Regions from separate parts of the Homo sapiens genome. Here region 2 is linked to region 1. A link is an interaction called in ENCODE POLR2A ChIA-PET data of the cell type or tissue named here. Cell type or tissue: MCF 10A. All regions are shown on one strand. Links, peaks and the distances in the headings refer to the core of each region. The heading gives the core; the rest is flanking DNA.

The links. ChIA-PET counts read pairs that join two places held together with the same protein. Peaks named below come from ENCODE experiments on the same cell type or tissue, not always from the same donor. Only the 100,000 strongest peaks of a DNase experiment are listed, where the experiment ranks them.
Region 2: POLR2A ChIA-PET joins it to region 1 with 5 read pairs; 10 of 35 experiments call an interaction of 5 or more read pairs at or near these places.

The regions. Positions count from the first base shown.
Region 1 is chr1:207,333,536-207,338,535 of GRCh38, reverse strand. CD55 (CD55 molecule (Cromer blood group)) reads right to left here. Exons shown (of 10, transcript NM_000574.5): 7 at 1,718-1,843; 8 at 1,127-1,207. Among named protein-coding and RNA genes, the nearest start is that of CD55, 14 kb to the right of the region's middle. RefSeq lists enhancers at 1,905-1,984, 2,025-2,084, 2,475-2,544, 2,595-2,644, 2,655-2,834. In MCF 10A, for the core only: a CTCF peak has its summit at 2,563; a DNase peak (open chromatin) is centred at 2,735.
Region 2 is chr1:207,224,899-207,241,419 of GRCh38, reverse strand. All of the region lies in intron 1 of LOC107985251 (a long non-coding RNA gene), which reads left to right. LINC02942 (long intergenic non-protein coding RNA 2942) reads right to left here and starts at 1,308. Exons shown (of 4, transcript NR_186170.1): 1 at 1,227-1,308. It also overlaps the pseudogene C4BPAP2. In MCF 10A, for the core only: no CTCF peak of the experiment used is centred there; a DNase peak (open chromatin) is centred at 8,529.

The DNA.
Region 1 (5,000 bases), core at 1-5,000:
CAGTTTAAATGTCTTAAATTATCTTATACTTTTTACAGAAGGAAATATGTCAATAAAGTTAGTTCTATAACAAATTTATAAGTGATGCTTATTTCTCTTTGCCTTGCCCTATTAAAAACTGGACGTGTTCAACCTAGAAATTTTAGACCAAGAGAAGTCATAAAATTGTAAAGAAGTAAAAAAACCACATAAAGAATTAAAATTAGTATAGTAAATCTAAATTAATCAATGTAAGCCACAAAACCAATGCTGAGTGCTAAGAGGTAATGAAACATACACAGTTTCTGTAAATTATTTTAAAAATATGAAACATTATTATGTACTACTTATGGAAACATGGAGTATAAGAATGAAAACAGACAGGAAGTAAGCACATCAGTTTCAGGGCAGTAATTGCCTTAGAGGGAGAAAAATGGGCTGGGGAAATGTTTTAAGGGAACTTTAACGATAACATCCATAATGTTTAAATTCTTAAAAATATCCAGGTGCTGGCAAAATAGGCTTCAAGGTAACAATTATGAAATATATAAAATCATTTTGAAAATACGGTCATAATGGGTAAAACTATAGATAAAACACAATTACTTGGTGCCACTGAGAACCTATCGTTTATAGAGCCTTGTAATAATACGAACTATTTGAAAGGATCTCTGTATTTTCAATTACTTAGACGACACTATTGAGATGCTTTAGCAGATCTGCAACTCTAGGGAATCCGGGAAGATTCCTTAGCATACTTTGAGGGATGGATCTCTATCAATGAACCAGACCCAGGACTCAGCCTTAAAGACAGTACATATTTGGTTCTTTGAAGGGGTCTTGAATAATTCGTTGACTCCCTAAAACTACTACAGGAAACAGAATTTTTTTTTTTTTACCAATCTTAATTTAGCATTTTTTTAATGGGGCCACAGTCTTTTTCTCTATTATTGTAAATGTTTCTTTTTTTAAAGATTTGCCCTAGTACAATCCAAGTCCGCTTCCAAATAAAGTAAAAAGTATTAGTATGAAAAACCCTGGCTACAATAAATTAGAGACCATTTAATCCTGCAATCTTGGTCAAGTTCATATTTCCACCATAGCACATTAGATCCATACTCAGTAAACCTGAACAGTGTCAACTGACCTGAAGTGGTTCCACTTCCTTTATTTGGGGTTGTTTCATGAAAATGCTTGGTTGTCCTGGAAACAGGTGTACTCCGTGTTGCTGTAATATGAGCAGAAGGGAATCTTTGTGTACTCTTGAGACCATTAGTCACTGGGGAATGTACATTAGTGGACTTACGTGCTGCTGAAGGACTCTGCGTAAATGCAACTTTTGCTGTGGTGAATTTTTGGGCTGTTAGTGTGGCCTGTGTAGCAGAAGCATTTGTCATCATGGGATTCTGAGCTGCAGAAGGGGTCTTTGTAGATAGGGTTTTTGATATGAAAGATGTCTGAGCTGCTGCTGGGGATTTGGTGGCTGAATCATTTGCTCTGGTGGGTTTCTGAAGAGTTGGTAGGGTTCCTGTAGCTGAAACATTTACTATGGTGTGTCTTTGAGGTGTTGATGAGACTCCTGTAGCTGGAACATTTATTGTGGTGGGTTTCTAAGGTGTTGGTGTGACTATTGTAGCTGGGACATTTACTGTGGTGGGTTTCTGAGGAGTTGGTGGGGTTCTTGTAGCTGAAACATTTTCTGTGGTGTGTTTTTGAAGAACTGATGGAGTCTCTGTACCTTGAGCATTTGGTGTGGTGGTTTTTGTGGTGGTTTTCTGAGAAGTTGGTGAGACTTCTGTAGTTGGAACATTTACTGTGGTAGGTTTCTGAACTGTTGGTGGGACCTTGGAAGTTAGAGATTTTCCTGTGAAAGAAAAGGTTGAGAAACAAGTTAGCTAAATATTGCTGGCCACATTAACATTCTTAGCCATTGCTTGCTCTGTGGCTATCCTTTCTCTCTCCCCACAAACACCTAGGTATGACTTTCAGGAAACCAACTCTTATTGAGTATTTCTCAAGGAGCTGAAGTTCTAAGTTGCGTTTGCTTTGATATAAATTATACCTATGGGTAACTAAAGAAGACTTATACCAAAGTATACTGAGGTGCTTAAGCTGCTTCTTGTGAAATAAACAAATCAAAGAGTCACTAGTGATCTTATTCTGTGGCACATCTCTATTTTGTCTCCCAAATTATCTTTTGTGCTAATACTAAAGAACAACAGGATGTTGTTCTAGAACAACTAAGCCAACAGAGACAGTCACAGCCTTTTCTATCACTTAACCTTAATGAGCCTGAGAATTTGTTTTGTTTCACGTCTTGTTTAAAGTGATACTCGAGTCTGAGTAAAAATAACTCCTTTTAATTCTCTTGTGCTGGTTACCAACTTTCCATACACCAGTTCCTCTTTAGATTTCAGACTAGATAACAAGTCAGGTGAAACTTTCATTAAGAACATATTCTGAAAAGCATAAATCTAACAGCAGAGCAACTTTTTCAGTCTTCAGAGCCCAACTGCCATTGGGTCACTTATACAAAGTCCCCTGTTGAGGCAGTATTGGGTAGTGCCGAAGCCTGATTTCACCACGTATTAGTGAGCTCTAGCAAGTCCCTAACCCTTCTAAGCTATAGTTTCCTCATCTGTAAAATGAGGATAAAAGCAGAACAGATTGAGTAATTATTATTGAGGAAGGATTAAGGGAAATAATTGAGTAAGCTATTTCACAGTGTCTGTCCCTGAAGCAAGAGATTACATCATCCAGGATGACTGTTGCCAGCCCCATCACACACGGGATGCCCTAGGAACTCAGATGGTATCGGTCATTTTTTTCTGCCTCCTAACCTATCTCACAGGCTGCTATAAGGGATAAATTGAGTAAAACGCCTAGCAGGTAACAGCATTTAGCAGGCACTCAAACAATGATAATCATTATTAAGATAAGTAAAGTTTTTTTATGAACTTTTCATTCTAAGACCCTCCTATATAAAAACTATTCTAAATTATTCTTTGTTCTATCAAGTTAGTTCTCAGTTTTGATCCAGAGAATGTATATACTACCTTAGAGTTTAAATTTCCTAGAAGTTAATTTTTTAGTTATCTTTTCGTTACTGACATCTAGTTTAATTCCACTGTGGCTAGAAGGTATGCTCTGAATAACTTCAATCTTTTGCAATGTATTGTAGCTTAGAGCCCAGCAAAGGGTCAATTTTGGTAAATAGCCCATGCGCACTTGAAAAAACATACCTGTCATCGGTCCTAATAGATTCAATGGTCTCATATGTATATATGTTTAATTGTTGCTCAGATCTTTAGTCTCACTGATTTTTGGTTGCTTGTCCTATTAGCTATTGAGATAGGTGTGGAATTTTCTAACTATGAGTGTGTATTTGTCTATTTTTTCTGTCCATTTTTGCTACATATAGATTGAAGCTATTTTATCAAGTACATATAGATTCCAGATTATGATATATTACTGTTGAGTTGGCCTCCTTATCATTATGAACTGTTTCATCTTAAAATATACATTGATATTAATGTAACTGTGTCAGCTTATTTTGAAGGGTTAATATTTGCATGGTATATTTTTCCATCCTTTACTTTCAACTATTCTGTGTTCTTGTAATTAAACTGTGTCTCTTGTAAATAGTAAAGAACTAGGTTCTTTTTAAAATCTTTTTAAGTCTGACAATCTTGGTCAAATTGCACTTAACATAATTACTGACATACTTGGGTTTATATCAACAACCTTATTAGTTTTCTATTTCTCCCATCTATTCTGTGTTCCTTTCTGCTTCTCTCTCTCTCGTTCTCTTTTGGATTAAATATCCATTATTATTCTTTTATTAGCTTGTGATTTATGTATTCTTCTGTCATTCATTTGTAGCAACCCTAGAGATCACAATATTTATTAGACTATAAGTCAATTATGCAAACTATCACTTTTACCACCTTTTCAGTACTGCTAGAACTGTGTAACCTTTAAATGAATTTACCTCTTTCTGCCTTTCGCATTGTTATTGTGCATTTGTATTCTATGTATAATTCAGACCCCACAGGACATTACATTCACTGTTTGTAAACTCAGTATTCATTTATCCTTGTCACTGTTCATTTCCTTTTGTATTTTCATGTTTTACCTGGCATTATTTTCATTCTACTTGAAGAATTTCCTTTAGTTTCTCATTCTGTGCATGTTTGGTCTGCTAGTGCAAAGTTTTCTTGGTTTTTGTCTGAATACATCTCTATTTTGCATTCAGTTTTGAAGGATATATTAACTGGGTATAAAATTCTAGGTGAACAGTAATTTTCTTACAGTATTTTAAAGATTTCTTCTTATTGTCTTTTGGTTTGCATCATTTTTTGCTGAGCAGTAATCAGTTATACTGTTGCTTCTTTGAAGTTTTTGTTGTTTGTTTTTGCTACGAGTGGTTTTATTTTTGTTCAGCTTAGAGTTAGATTTTTTGCTAAAGTGGTTTTATTTTTATTCAGCTTAGAGTCAGAGAGCTTCTTGAATCTGTTGGCTAATGTACTTTATCAGTTTTGGAAAATTCTGAGTAAGTATCATTTTAAATATTTCTTCTGCTCCTATTTCTCTTCTCCTCCTCCTCCTTCCCCTCTTCCTTTTTGTCTCACTTTCTCTTTTTCCTAATGTGTTAGCACAGTTTAACATGTCTCAAATGTCTCAAACTTTTATCTATATTTCACATTCCTTTTTCTCTTTGTGCATCAGTTTGGGTATTTTTAACCGATCTTTCAGTTCCTAATACTGTTTCCTGCTCTGCCTGAATAGCTAAACCTATCTATTGTGTTCTTAATTTCAGATATTTTCCAGTTGTAGAATATTCATTTTACACCATTTTTGCAGATTCCAACTGAAGTTCTCTTTTCTTTTATCATCTTAAACTTGTTAATCAGTTATTTTAAGGTTCTCATTTGCTAACTCAATTATCTGGATATTCTTTATTTGGTTTTGTTTTCTCTTGATTTGGTCACATTTTCTTGCTTCCTTCCATATCTAACAGT
Region 2 (16,521 bases), core at 6,380-11,379, 100 kb after region 1:
TTCCTTACAGGATAGGAGCTGTACTTAAAAGAGATTGTTATCTAGGAATGTAAGTAATTCATTTTTGAGTGAAAAAACAAATAAGGGATGGAAAAAAAGGACTTTGGTTCAGAGTGGGCAGGCTCAGTCACCCTTAAAGCAAACCTTGAGTGTGATAAGTCTGAGTGTGAGATCCACTCGAGTCAGGAAATCACAGCGTGAGAGAAAGCCATCCTGAGCAGCACTGCCTACTTAGGACAAGGTGTGGCTTCAGTTATGAATTTGGACTGCCAACAGAAGGATGAAATTAAAAAACAAACAAAACAAAATTGATGAGGAAAGTTACATTTCCTTCCAAAAGTTCTAAAGCCTGAGGGGGAAAGAGAAATACGGAAAAAAAAAAAAAAAAACCTCAAGAATACAGACAGGCCTGACAAAATTACTCAGACAATATTTGAGTGGGACATTCCTTTTTGTTTTTCCTGATTTACCTAAGTCACCTAATGAGTCACACTTTGGTGCCATTCTGGTCTGTTAAAAGAGGGAAATGTGGTGCCTGAAGCACTGAAAAGCATGCAGGAGCATGTGGCTGCAAGTGGGAACATACACAGACAGCAAGATTCCATCAGACCTGAAGAATGCTTGCATGGTTTTCAATCAGCCAAAAGCCACACTCAGCCTGGTGTTATGTCTCTGAAAAAAGGCAGTAAAAGATAAGCTGTTTATGTACATAATTATAATTCATGGGAAATAATACTTGAATAATAATATAATAATAATAAATATGCTGATTTTTACTACAAGAAGATGAGTTTTGGGAAAGGCCTGAAAATGACCTGCCTACCTAGTTCAGCTGCAAAGACTGTTACAGGAGTTCAAAATCCAAAGCACTTAGTTCTCATTTACCAAAAGTAACTCGGTAAATTATGATGTAACATTTATTACAGCATGATTAAATTTTAACCTCCCTAAAAAGAAGGAAAGCACATAAGTTCGTCATGAATTGACTTAACTTTAGAAGAGACTCTAAGACAATAACTGAATATTAGTTAGAAAAAACAAGGAATTTAGAGCGTTCGTTAGATGACTCTTTTACCTATTAGGCACCTCTATGTTCTAAGCACTTTCCATAAATGATCACATTTAGTCTTATGACAGCCTATGGTTTTTTAAAATCACCTTTCCAGAAAAGTGTAGGTGACATTTGGCCAAAACTTTACAGATAATAGGTGCCTGAGCCTCATTACCTGAGCCTTGTTATCACCTTCTCCCGCATGCTTTTCAGTGCTTCAGGCACCACACTTCCCTCTTTCAACAGATCAGAATGGCACCAAGTGTGACTTATTAGGTGACTTAGGTAAATCAGGAAAAACCACAAGGAATGTCCCACTCAAATATTGTCTGAGTAATTTTGTCAGGCCTGTCTGTACCCAAATAAGTGGTTCAGCCACTTATCTGTAAAGTTTTAGCCACTTATTTGGTTCACGAATCTGAATCAAATCTGTGCTTTCCACTAAAACCTAGTGCTTTTACCTTTCTTGCTTTTTTAAAAATGTTGGAATTATTTATTTTTGTGGGTACATAGTAGGTATATTTATTTATAGGGTACATGAAGTGTTTTGATACAGGCATGCAATATGTAATAATTACATCATGGAGAATGGGGTGTCCATCCCCTCAAGCGTTTATCCTTTTTGTGACAGACAATCCAATTATACTCTTTTAGTTATTTTTAAATGTACAACTAAATTATTATTGACTATAGTCACTCTGTTGTGATATCAAATACTAGGTCTTATTCATTCATTCATTCTATTTTTTTGTACCAATTAACCATCCCCACATCCCCCACCAGCTCACCCCCGATACCCTTCCTAGCCTCTGGTAATCATCCTTCTACACTCTCTATCTCCATGAGTTCAATTGTTTTGATTTTTTAGATCCCACAAAGAAGTGAGAACATGTGATGTTTGTCTTTTTGTGCCTGGCTCATTTCACTTAACATAATGACCTCCAGTTCTATCCATGTTGTTGCAAATAACAGGATCTTATTCTTGTTTACAGTTGAATAATACTCCATTGTGTATATGTGCCACATTTCAATAGATCCTTTCATCTGTTGATGGGCACTTAGGTTCTTCCCAAATCTTGGATATTGTGAAGAGGACTGCAAAAAAAACATACATGGGATTACAGATATCTCTTCAATATACTGATTTCCTTTCTTTGGGGTATATACCCAGCAGCGGGACTGCTGGATCATATGGTAGCTCTACTTTTAGAGGAGCCTCCAAACTGTTCTCCGTGGTGGTTGTGCTAATCTGCATTCCCACCTACAGTGAACTAGGGTTTCCTTTTCTCTACATCCTCACCAGCATTTATTATTGCCTATCTTTTGGATAAAAGCCATTTTAACTGGCGATGATAGCTCATTTTAGTTTTGATTCACATTTTTCTGATGATCTGTAATGTTAAGTACCTTTTCATATGCCTCTTTGCCATTTGTATCTTCTTTTGAGAAATGTCTATTCAAACCTTTTTGCCCATCTTTTTATCAGATTATGAAATTTTTTTCCTGTAGAGTTGTTTGAGCTCCTTATATATTCTAGTTATTAATCCCATGGCAGATCGGTAGTTTGCAAATATTTTCTCCCATTCTGTGGCTTGTCTGTTTTGTTTGCTGTGCAGAAGGTTTTTAATGTAATATGATCCCATTTGTCCATTTTTGCTTTGGTTGCCTGTTCTTTTCGGGTATTACTCAAGAAATTTTTGCCCAGACCAATGTCCTGGAGATTTTCCCTGATGTTTCCTTGCAGTGAAATAATTTGAGGTCTTAGATTTAAGTTTTTAATCCATTTCTATTTGATCTTTGTATACGCTGAGAGATAGGGGTCTAGTTTCATTCTTTTGCAAATGGATATCCAGTTTTTCCATCACCATTTACTGACGAAACTGTCTTCCTCAGTGTATGTTCTTGGCACCTTTGTTGAAAATGAGTTCACTGTAGGTCCGTGGATTTGTTTCTGGGTTCTCTTTTCTCTTCCATTGGTCTATGTGTCTGTTTTTATGCCAGTACCATGCTGTTTGGGTTACTATCAGTCTGTAGTATAATTTGAAATCAGGTAATATGATTTCTCCATTTTTTTTTTTTTTTTTTTTTTTGCTTAGGATAGCCATGGCTCTTCTGGGTCTTTTGTGGTTTCATATAAATTTTAGGATAGTTTTTTTCTATTTCTATGAAGAATGTCATTGGTATTTTGATAGGAATTGCACTGCATCTGTTGATTGCTTTGGATAGTATGAACTTTTTAAAAATATTGATTCTTCTAGTCCGTGAACATGGAATATGTTTCCATTTTTTGATGTCTTCTTCAAATTTTTTTATCAGTGTTTTTATAATTTTCATTGTAAAGATCTTTTACTTCTTAGGTTAATTCCTAGGCATTTAATTTTGTTTGTGGCTATTGTAAATGGAATTACTTTTTTATTTCTTTTTCAGATTGATTGTTTACTGTTGGCATATAGAAATGTTACTGATTCTTGTATGTGAATTTTGTATCCTGCAATTTTACTGAATTTGTTTATCAGTTCTAATAGTTTTTTGGTGGAGGCTTTAGATTTTTCCAAATATAAGATCACGTCATCTGCAAATCATTATAATTTGACTCTTCCTTTCCAATTTTGATGCCCTTTATGTCTTTCTCTTGTCTAATTGCTCTAGCTAGGACTTCCAGTACTATGTTGAATTACAGTGGTTAAAGTGGGAGTCCTTGTCATGTCCCAGATCTTAGAGGGAAGGCTCTTAGTTTTTCCCCATTTAATATGATACTAATTGTGGGTCTGTCATATATGGCTTTTATTATATTGAGGTATCTTCCTTCTATACCTAGTTTTTTTAGGTTTTTTTTTTTATCATGAAGGGATGTTGAATTTTATCAAGTGCCTTTTCAGCAACAATTGAAATGATCATATGGTTTTTGTCCTTCATTCTGTTGATGTGATGTATCACACTGATTGATTTGCATTATGTTGAACCATCCTTTCATCCCTGGAATAAATCCTGCTTGGTCATGATGAATGATCTTTTTAATGTATTGCTGAATTCAATTTGCTAGTATTTCGTTCAGGATTTTTGCATCAATATTCATTGGAGTTATTGCCCTGTAGTTTTCTTTTTTCTTTCTTTTTTCTTTTTTTTCTTTTTTTGACGTGTCTCTTTCAGGGTTTGGTATCAAGGTAATATTGGCCTCCTAGAATGAATTTAGAAGTATTCTGTCCTCTACTTTTTGGAATAATTTGAGTATGAGTGGTATTAACATTTCTTTAAATGTTGGTAGATTTCAGCAGTGAAGCCATTAGGTCCTTGGCTTTTCTTTACTGGAAGACTTTTTATTATGGCTTCAATCTCATTAATTTAAAATCTAGTACTTTTAAAATAATGTAAATAACTGTCACAGAAAACTAGGTAATTAGGTAGAGACAAAGAAGATAAGAAATGGGGTTAATATCTAGAAAGCAGAGATACTATTTCCTTCCCCCCAAGTCATCACAAAAGGAAATAATTAAGAGCTATGAAATAATAAACAAATATTAACATTGATATAATCCACTGATATTATTCAAATTTCTCACTTTATTTGTATTCTTGTTTGTTTGCATGTGCATTCAGTTCTACACAGTTTTATCACATATGTTGATTGGTGTATCCACCATCACAGTCAAGATACAGAAGAATTCCATCAACACAAGGATTACCCATGTTGCCTTTTTATAACGCACTCACCTCCCTCATGCCCATCCCCCTCACCTCTAATTCTGACAGCCACTAATCTGGTTTTGATATCTAAAATTTTGTCATTTTCAACAATGTTATATAAATGGAATTATACAGTGTGTAAACTTAGAGTATATAAACTTTCTGGATTATATGTTTTTTATTCAGCATAATTCCTATGACATTCATTTAAGATTTTATATGTGTCAATCATCCATTTTTTTTCTTTTTTACTGCCAAATAGTACTCCATAGTATGGGGTATGGGTGTACCAGAGTACTTTTTTTTTTTTTTTTGAGAGGGAGTCTTGCTCTGTCCCTGAGGCTGGAGTGCAGTGGCGTGATCTCAGGTCACTGCAACCTTCGCCTCGTGGGTTTTAAGCAATTCTCTGCCTCAGCCTCCCGAGTAGCTGGGATTACAGGCATGTGCCACCACACCCAGCTAATTTTTGTATTTTTAGTAGAGACTGGAGATTTCACCATCTTGGCCAGGCTGGTCTTGAACTCCTGACCTCGTGATCCACCCACCTTGGCCTCCCAAAGTGCTGGGATTACAGGTGTGAGCCACCACACCCCACCCTGGAGTACTTTTAACGAGATCCAATTTATCAATTTTTCCATTTAATGGAGTGCGCTTTCGGTGTCAAATCTAAACAATCTTTGCCTACCCCTATGCTATTTCCCAAGATTTTGTAAGTGCTATAGTTTTATACTTTACACTTAAATCTTAGATCTCATAGATTTTTCTCATGTGTTTTTTTTCTTTTTCTAGTTTTATGTTTCAAATTTAAGTCCAGGATTTATTTTGAGTTAATTTTTATATAAGGTATGAGGTTTACATCAAGATTTATTTATTTATTTGCCTGTAGATGTTCAGTTGTTCTCAAAAATGCTATCCTTTCTCCTTTGATTTACATTTGCACCTTCATAAAAAATTGGTTGTACATGTTTGTGTGTAGATGTATTTTTAAGCGTCTAATATGAACTAATCATTGAACAAATATCTCTTGAGCCCCTACGATGAGCCAAGCAATATTCTAGGTGCTGGGAATGCCACACTACCCAAAGCAGACAAAAAATGCCATACTCAAGGAGCTTATAGTCTAGTGAGAAAAATAAATATAAACCAGATAAATAAATATATACAAGGTCAGAGAAAGAAGTAGCATGACGAAAAATAACACAGAGTAATGTGCTGGGTGGTAAGGTGTGAGGTGGGATGGGCAGCACACGTTAGATGATATGGTCAAGGAAGGCTTCTCTGAATAAGTTACATTCGAGTAAAGGCCTGAATTGAGTGAGGGAGTGAGCCATGAAAATACCAAGGAGAAAAGTTTTGTCTGAAGAGGGAACATCATGTTCTGCAAGCTCAAAAGACTGAATATGGGTAAGAGGATGAAGACTTCAATTTTCAGTATAGCTGTGTAAGTGTCTACTGGTCCCACCCTCCCACAGATAGCAATTCTAAACTCTGAATAAAATACGGAAGAAAACAACAAAAATCCTACCTTAGGGAACCAGAAAGTGAACAAAAGCAGATACATTCTAAAGGAGCAATAAGTCTTAGAAGAAGGGGACACCATAGATCAAACTTCCCATTTGTTATGCCTTTTAGCCTGAGAGAATATCAAAGTTGACATGATGTGGCATGGCTAAAACTCTGAGACAAAACCAAGTCTTCCTGGTTTGAAAAAAACAGAGCTTTGGGCAGCAACAGCCACTAGAAAATTATGGGAGTCATAAAAATTAAAGAACCAAAGAGAAGAGCCCATCCTGTGTATAAACTCTGCCCAAATCTCTGGCTGATCTCTGAATCACCCATGAGCAGGACAGACTAAAAACAGAGCAGCTAAGGATAAAAGAAGTAAACTGAGATTTGGGCTGCTCCAGAGAGAGAGAGTTTTCAGGTTGGATGCAAGTAAGTTAGTTGTCTGTTTAAATGAAAAACAAAAAATAGTACAAACAAAAATAACTTTCTTTTTGGGGAGAATATAATAGAATCCATTTATAATGTCCAGGATACAATTCAAAATTACTGGACATATGAAGAAACTAGAAAATCTGAACTCCAGTTAAGGGAAAGGAAAGTCAATGGTGACTGTCTTTAAGATGATACAAATGTTGGAATTAGCAGGCAAGTTTTTTAAAACAGCCATTATAAATATGCTCAGTGATGTAAAGGTATATATGCTTGGTAATGAATAGGTAGATAAGAAATCTCAGTAGAAAATAAAATATTAAAAAGCATTGGCCAGGCACAGCCTGTAATCCCAGCACTTTGAGAGGCCGAGGCAGGTGGATCACGAGGTCAGGAGATAGAGACCATCCTGGCTAACATGGTGAAACCCCGTGTCTACTAAAAATACAAAAAATTAGCCAGGCATGGTGGCATGCACCTGTAGTCCCAGCTACTCTGAAGGCTGAGGCAGGAGAATCACTTGAACCTGGGAGGCGGAGGTTGCAGTAAGCCGAGATCGCGCCACTGTATTCCAGCCTGGGCTACAGAGCGAGACTCTATCTCAAAAAAAAAAAAAAAAAAAAAAGGCATCAAAACATTCTACAACTAAAACGTACCCTCTGAAATAAGAATGTCACTGGAGGAACTTGGCAGTTGAATGGAAATGAAAGGAAAGAGCCAATGAACTTAAGGATAAATCAACAGAAATTGTCCAGTCTGAAGTAGAGAAAGATAAAACATTTATATAAAAAACAGAGCCTCAGGACTTATAAGACAATATCAGATAACCAAATAAACATGTCATTGGAGTTCCATAATAGGAAAAAGAGAATGAAGTAGTAAAATTATCTGAAAAAATAGATTTCTCAAACTTGAGAAAAGAGGTACATTTACAGGTTCAAGGTGTTCAGTGAAACTCAAGCTGAACAAATATGAAGAAAACCATGCCTAGGCACATTATAGTCAAACTGCTGAAAACCAAAAATAAAGAGGAAATCTTAAAAGCATCCAGGAAAAAGACAGTGCTTACATACAGGGAATACTTTGAATAACTGCTGACTTCTCTTCAGAAATGACAGAAGTCAGAAAATAATATATAAAATTAGTCTTTGAGAAAAAACTAATCAAGAATTCTGAGTAGAGGAACAACCACTTGAGCTCTCCATGACTGCTATGAGGAGGTAAGAGAAGAAGCCTAAAGCCAGAAGCCTATTGTAGTAATCTAGTCCAGAAGTGATGGTGTTTTAGGCCAGGGTGATAGTGTAAATGTGATTAGAAATGACAGAATTGGGGATATATTTAGATTATGTCACTGATTTCTATAGTCATTTCTTTGCATAGGCTCTCAACCTCCTGTTTAAAAATCATTCTTGAACATGCTTGTTTGAAAGATTTCTAACCCTTCTTGGTAAAACGAGACGTGAAGAATAATGGAAGTACAAGAGTCAAAGGACTGGATGAAGATCCATTTTGGGTCAAATAATAGTTGGAACTGGGGTAAATGAAATTTTAAAAATAGACCTATATTGTAGAAATTATCCCATAATTCTAACACAAACATTTTTCCATTCTCTCGAAAACATTTCAAAGTAAGAAGGAAATGAATTAAATGACTGATTAGATATAAGGAAAAGAGAAGATGTGAAGAAACTGTGGTTTTCCGGCTTGAAGACATTGGTTCAATTTAAGAAACACATAATGACTCAAGTACAGAGAATAAATATAGGGTAGGCCTTAATGGGCTATCAGTCTGATGTCAAGAGACATTTGAGTAACTACCCAGTGTTAGGTAAGGAGTGTACTGGGTGTGGGCTATATCAGCCAGGAAAGCTGAGTCATTACACCTGAAGTCATATATCGATGAGGTACACGTGACCTGGCTGAGTTGGCTTAGCCTATATCAAAAGCAGCCCGTGTCTAGAATTGCTCTAGTCTTATAAGGCAATGCTTAGAAGGGAATATTTGCATTTCCAAAGTTCTCATGAGGCTCTCACTCATTCAGATAAAATCATCTCAACTGTGAATCTGCTGTGAAGATTTTGAAAGCTGGAAACTTGCCTGGAAACTAATCTGGAAAATGTGACTAATCTCTCTGCCTGTATCCAGACCTTGATAATGTCCTCCCATATTTCTGTATCTTTTGATTTACCCAAGCATCTGATGTCCGCATCCATCAGAGCCTCCTCTTGACGTTTGTCAATACTATAAATACTATCATTGCATAGACATTGGGATTCATGCAAGACCCCATGCCCGTTATAGCCAAGTCTCTGTGAGGAAACAGGACAATGAAGGGGAGAGATGTGATACTATGAGATAGCTAAAGCCCGTGGATTAGTCTGTTCTCGCACTGCTATAAAGAAATACTTGAGACCGGCCGGGCGCGGTGACTCATGCCTGTAATCCCAGCACTTTGGGAGGCCGAGGTGGGCAGATCATGAGGTCAGGAGATTGAGACCATCCTGGCTAACGTGGTGAAACCCCGTCTCTACTAAAAATACAAAAAATTAGCCGGGCGTAGTGGCGGGCGCCTGTAGTCCCAGCTACTTGGGAGGCTGAGGCAGGAGAATGGCGTGAACCCGGGAGGCGGAGCTTACAGTGAGCCGAGATCCCGCCACTGCACTCCAGCCTGGGCGACAGAGCGAGACTCCGTCTCAAAAAAAAAAAAAAAAAAAAAAAAATTAGCCAGGTGTGGTGGCAGGTGCCTGTAGTCCCAGCTACTCGGGAGGCTGAGGCAGGAGAATGGTGTGAACCCAGAAGGCAGAGCTTGCCGTGAGCCGAGATCGCACCACTGCACTCCAGCCTGGGCAGCAGAGGGAAACTCTGTCACAAAAAAAAAAAAAAAAAAAAAAAGAAAGAAAAAACTTGAGGCTGGGTAATTTACAAATAAAAGAGGTTTAATTGGCTCACAGTCCACAGGCTGTGTAGGAAGCACTGCTGAGAGAGCCTCAGAAAACTTTCAGTCATGGTGGAAGGCAAAGGGGACACAAATCCAAACCATATCACTTTGAGAGGCATGATAGAAGTAGACCTTACCAATGGGGCATGAAAACTATACCTTTAGCTTCCAAGAATCTGGTCCAGAGAAATAGTATTGGAATAATATAGACAAAAAACCAACAAAATCTAACACCTAGGTTATTCTTTCCTGCAGGGAGCCAAAACAGTGTAGATGAAACTTACAGATTCTGGGACTTATTCACATTTTCCACCTAACTGGGGACAGAGTAACCTTGGGGATATCAGGTGTAGTTGTAAACAAAAAAAAAATGTGGCCAATATAAGCACTGAAAAGATGAATCCTGTTGTGAGGAATATAGCAATTTCTCCTATATCTGACTGCATTATGGGTAAGGATATTCTACGTCAATGGGAAGACCAGCCATTACCCCGCCCCGAGATCAGTGGGGTATAGAAAACCCTTGGTCAGGTGCAATGGCTCACGCCTGTAATGCGAGCACTTTGGGAGGCCGAGGCAGGCAGATCATTTGAGGTCAGGAGTTTGAGACCAGCCTGGCCAACATGGTGAAACCCTGTCTCTACTAAAAATGCAAAAATTAGGCAGGTGTGGTGGCACGTGCCTGTAATCCCAGCTACTTGGGAGGCTGAGGCAGGAGAATCGCTTGAACCCAGGAGGCAGAGGTTGCAGTGAGCTGAGATTGCACCACCGCACTCCAGTCTGGGCTACAGAGTGAGACTCTGTCTCAAAAAAAAAGAAAAAAAAGAAGACTCACCTTCTTTACAATTTTTAATTTAATTTTTATTGAAGAATATTTTACATGCAAAAAAGCACATCGTCTCAAATGCAGAGCTAGTTGACTTTTCACACACTGAACATACCCATGTAACATCACCCAGATGAAGAAACAAAACATTACCAGGACTTCCAAAGCCTTCCTCATACCCCCATCCCGGGGGAAATTGCTATTTTGACTTAAACACTATGAATTACTTTTGCCTGTTTTTATACATTACATACATGAAACAAAACAGTATGTACATCTTTTGTATCTGGCATCTTTCACTAAACACTTTCTGTTTTGAAATTCATCTGTATAATCATTCATTTCATTGTTGCGGTATATTTCGTCATATGATGTATCACCATTAATTTATCCTCTACTACTCATGAGCATTTTGATCATTTCAAGTTTGGGGTTATTGTAAATAGGGCTGCTATAAACATTCTAGCACATGTCCATAGGTGAATAGATACGGATGCATTTTTGAGAGGTAATCTCTAGGGGTAGAATTGCTGGATCATAGAGTAGACATATGTTCAGCTTAGTTGCCAAAGAATTTTGTAAGGCAGTTGGACCAATTTATACTTTCACCAGCAGGTTTTCAGAGTTACGGTTGGAATACATTTTTACTAATACTTGATATTTTATCATTTTAGCTATTCTTCTGAGTATGAATTCTGAAATTGTACTTTGTGTTTGATTTTAATTTACCTAATGACTAATGAAGTTAACCAAGTTTTCTTATGTCTATAAACCAATTGGATATCATTTTTTGTGAAGGTTCTTCAGGTCTTTTTCCATTCTCTTGGTGGGTTGATTATCTTTTTAAATTTATTTGTAAAAGTTCTTTATATTTGGGGGGCACAAGCCCTTAGTTTGACATGAGCTTTGCAAATAGTGCTTTCCAGATTGTAGCTTGCCTTTCACTCTCTTACTGGTGTCCATATCAGTGTTCTAGGGCTGCCATGACAAAATATCAAAGACTAGGGGGATTAAACAACAGAGTTTTGGTTTTTCTTATTCTCACAGTTCTGGGGCAGGGAGTCTGGGATCAAGGTATGAGCATGCTTGTTTTCTTCCGAGCCTCTCTCCTTGGCTTGCAGATGGCCAAGCCATCTTGAATGGCTTGAATAACTTTCAAGCTTGTTATTATTGGGTGAAAGGGATATCAAACAAAACCAAATATCCCTTAAGTATAAAGTGGAAACAAGAAGTTACTCTAGAGAAATACTAGTAATCAGAATGGAGGAGACTCAGAAGAAGATGGCATATTTGATCTGATACAGGTCAGGAAGAGTAGGAAATGAAAATGTAGGGTAAAGATATTTCAGATAAAGGATGCAAGTATGTGTTTTTTGAGGACAACATATACAATAAAGTAGAAAAGTAAGTTAATCTGAGAAACATCAGAAAATGACTTACAGAGAGCCCTAATTTTTCATTACTCAGAAATCAAAGTAAAAACAAAGATAATTTGATTTTTGATAGGTAATTATTTATTCAGCCAGTCCACCAAATCCAGGAAAGCAGGAACTTAAACTGAACTAAGACAAAAATTATGAATTGTTTCATGTGATCGGTGCCACTAAGAATATTAGTGAATTCTCCTAAACACAGATATTTTTCCCCAGTAAATAATAGTACTTGAGAAACACAGAATTGCTAAAGAGAGAAATATAACTGCTTCTCTGTTTTGTGGGGAAAGGGAAGGAAAATCCTTCCTAACTGGTTTCTAACTGGCATTGTTCGTCTTCAAGTCTCACACGTGTTCCAGTCGTTTAATCTCCAGAGACAGCTTTTACACCTCCAGGGTCATTTTCGAATCCTCTGGGTGTGGGAGACACTGCATGAGCTTTCTACCCGTGAGCACTTGCTCACAACCTTCAGAGATTACCTAAATGAAATAAAGCGATAGTTTTTGAGAGGCTTCTCTCCAAATGAAATCCGAATATGTAAGATTTCTTCTGGATGTATCACTGATGACCACAAAACCGGAATGTCAAAACCCTCCTCAGGACAGATGAATAAAATCCCAAAGAAACTAGGGTCTCAGCAAAGTATTCTCCCTCGGCCGTCAGGCAGCAATCAGTAGCTGGTGAAGCAGGGAAGGAACAACGCTGCAGACAACACCCAGGGGGCCTCGTTAGGGGCGACAGAAGGGACAATTCTGATGGGCCCATCTGAAATGAAGCAAAAGCATAGCATTTATTATAGAAAGTATGAGGCTGGGGGTCAAGTCAGCTGGATCTATGAGACCTTCCTATCTAGGGGTGTGGTCCTTCTTGAGCTTACCTTAACAAGTACACCAAAGTGCTTCAAAGGTGACGGTGCTAATTCTGTAAGTGATGTGCCCGAAATAAATCTTGCCAAAAGTCAGATCTCGCTGGTGTTGGCTAGGACAGTGCTCTGGAGGAGACTATCATTTTTAGAATGGGATAGGATGCCCTGAAATGTGTGCCACTTACCCACTCACAACTGGGCACCTCTGGGTGCCTGCCATGTTCTGTGCTCTGATCAAGTGATATTTTGAGGACCAACCAAAGTGATATTTTGAGGACCAACCACTTTATAGCCAGAGTCACACTGGATGGTGACATTTTCAAGTTCAACATACAGATCCTTACCCAGACAGCTTTCCATTTTCTGTCTCTGGTTTCAGACACAGAGCTATAATGGAAACACAATTTTGATCATCCTATGATTCTCAGAATAAGATCTTATAATAGTAAGAATATTGAGAGTTATGAAACATTGATAAATTATACCTGGATGGGATGCTGAGAGTTGTTCTTTACCTCCATTTATTTATGATTATAACAATAAGATTAATAATAATGCTAATAATGTTATTGCACATACTATATGTCAATGTAAGTACTAATGCAAAACATTATTACCTCCATTTTGCTAAAGAGAAAAATTAGGTACAGATAGTTTGTGTGACTTGTCTAATATTGCATAGCCTTTGGGTGGCATGATTATGATGTAAACCTAGTCACTGCGGTCCTAGAGTCAGAGTTTTCAAAATTAGTACAGTATTTCCAAACCTTGATCTTTTCATGGTCCTAAGTATATAATTTTTATTCTCATATTCTTAATATCTTGCTGTGTTAAATGGAGACAGTGTGGGGAATTAGCTCCTTGAGTTGCTATTAATAGATTAGTTAAAAAAAAAAAAAAAGGTTGACCCTATCCTTGTGGTTGACCAAAAATCTCCTATCAGGTCAACTTCATTATGAGAAGGTGGGAGCATGCATGGTTTCTAATGGAGACATCGAATACTTCAAAGATGTTGGGAATTTACCCACAGGATTCCTCATTTAAACTTAAGTAGATGCCCACTAAAATTTTGCCAAATCCTCACTGATACTCTCAAATTAAAAATTGTATCTCTAAGTCCACTAACAGAACCCTGTATATACAGACACTTGAATTATAACAAAGGTCACACTGCAGAGTTGTGTGGAAAGTATAGTTTATTAAATAAGTGCTATATGATTAATTGAACAGCCGTTGGAGAAAAACAAATTTTAACCACTACTTTCCACCATAAACACACAGGAATTCCAAGTGATTTGGAGATACTAATGTGAAAAGTTAAAACAATAAAGCTCTGGAAAATAACATAAGGAAATATTTTTTGTGACCTTGCTGTAGGCAAATATTTCTTAAACAGGATATGAAAGGTGCCAACATCAAGGAAAAAAATTATAAATAGAACTAAATTAGAATTTAGAACTTCTATTTATCAAAATTAGAACACTCATACACTGCTTGTGGAAATTTAAATTGTTGCAATCACCGTTGAACAAAATTTGGCATTATCTACTAAAGATGAATATATGGCTGGGTGTGGTGGCTCACAGCTGTAATCCCACACTTTGGGAGGACAAGGCAGGTAAAGGAGGATCACTTGAGCCCAGGAGTTCAAGACCAGCCTGGGCAACAAAGAAAGGCCCTATCTCTACAAAACACTTTTTAAAAATTAGCCAGGTATGGTGGTGTATGCCTGTAGTCCCAGCTACTCAGGAGGCTGAGGCAGGAAGATCCCTTGAACCCAGGAGTTGGAGGTTACAGTGAGCTATAATCATGCCACTACACTTCAGCCTGGGTGACAAAATGAGAACTTGTCTCAAAAAAAAAAAAAAAAAAAAAAAGAGATGAATAGATGCATACTCTATGAAATAGCAATTCCACTTTTAAGTTTATTCCCAACATAAATATTTGCACATTTGTATCAAGAGTCATGTGCAAGAATGTTCATAAGAGCATTGTTCATAATAGCCTATAACATGAAAATCCTAAACTTTTATAAGATACATAAAATGTGTTATGTTTATCCAAAGATTATACAACAATGAAAATGAATAAGCTATCACCCCATGCAAGAACACATAGATGATTTTCAAAAACATAATACTGAGTAAAGAAGGCAGGCACAAAAGAATACATACATGATTTCCTTTATATTCAAAGTAATGGCAAAAACCGCAGTGACTTTTGCACCAATCTAAATATAATGCTAAAAAGTTGATAAAACTAATCTGTGATGCTAGAGGTGAGACTAATTGGGAAGGAAAGTTGGGGAGTCACTAGGAGAGGGCACACGGAACACTTCTGGGATGCTGGTAGTGGTGATGCTTCTTGACTTGAGTGGTAGTTTGTCATGGTGGGTTCACTTTGTGATAATTTATTGACCTGTACACCTAAGATTTGGACACAGTGTTGTAGTATGTTATATTTAAATCAAAACTTTTATTCAAGCAAAAAGTGGCCTTCCAGATGACCTCTGAAAGATACATTGATAACAGTAGTGTTCAAGAGTGATAAACTGTGATCATTCATGCTATTAAAATATTGTACCATGTGTATATATTAATTATGCAAATTAAATAAATAAGTAAAGTGTAAATTTCTAAGTGCTGCCTCTGTCTAGGAGGAGACTCTTGTTTGACCTTTCATAGAGGCTCTACCTTCTTAGCAAGGGCCCTCAGTAAGTTTGGAGTTAACCTTTACATTGAGGGGCTGGAGCTGACCAATGTGAATTTCTGCAGGTGACTTCAGCCTCTCCAATTAGAACATATCCATCATCACAGTGACAGTGCACCAGAGTAGTAGAGAATAAAAAATGATCTCACATCTTCATAGGACCCATGGCCAATGGGAGGAACCATTCTGCAAACTTGAATGGTGAGAGAGAAGGTAGAGGAGAATGAGCTAGAGTTTCATTTAATGAACAATTCAGTGAGCGACCCTTCTCGTTATGCAGAACTAGGTCATTAACTTATTGTACTGCTGATGTACATTTCGTCTCCTTGACAAAATCAGTAAACTTTTACACTGTTCATGAACTTCTGGGTACAAAAGCATTAATTTAGCCACAGGGAGTTACTCCAAAACAGAATCATATTCAGTAATCATGAGGTTAAATAAAAAGAAAGGCCACAAATTAATTTTCAAAAAGCAGACAGTGCAATTTAAAAACAGCTGAGAGACTTGAATAGATGTTCCTATAGAGGGGCTATACAGATTGTCAACAGACATATTAATAGGTGCTTAATCACATGGGTCATCAGGAAATACAAATAAAAGCCACAATGAGAAATCACTACACACTCACCAGAATGTCTACAATTGAAAACTATGATAATACCAAAGTTTTCATGAGTAGGACACAATGGAACTCCAATGAACTACCTAAGGAAATATAAATTGGTACAGCCACTTCCAAAAACAGTTTGTGGTTATGTCCTAGAACCTGGCAATTACAATCATGGATATTTTCTTGGCAGAAATACACAAACATGTGCACTAAAAGACAAGCTCAGAAATGTTTTCAGCAACATTATTTGTAATGTGACCAAACATGAAAGAGCCTAAAAATCCATCAACTCTAGAACAGATAAGTAAATTATGGTACATTCAACTGATGGAGTACTAGACAGCAATAAAAATGAATGAGATACTATTTACAAAAAAATGGGTGAATCTCACAAATACATTGAGCAAAAGCAGACAGACCATTAATGTATAATTCTATTCCATTATTAAAGCTTTTAAAAATGCAAA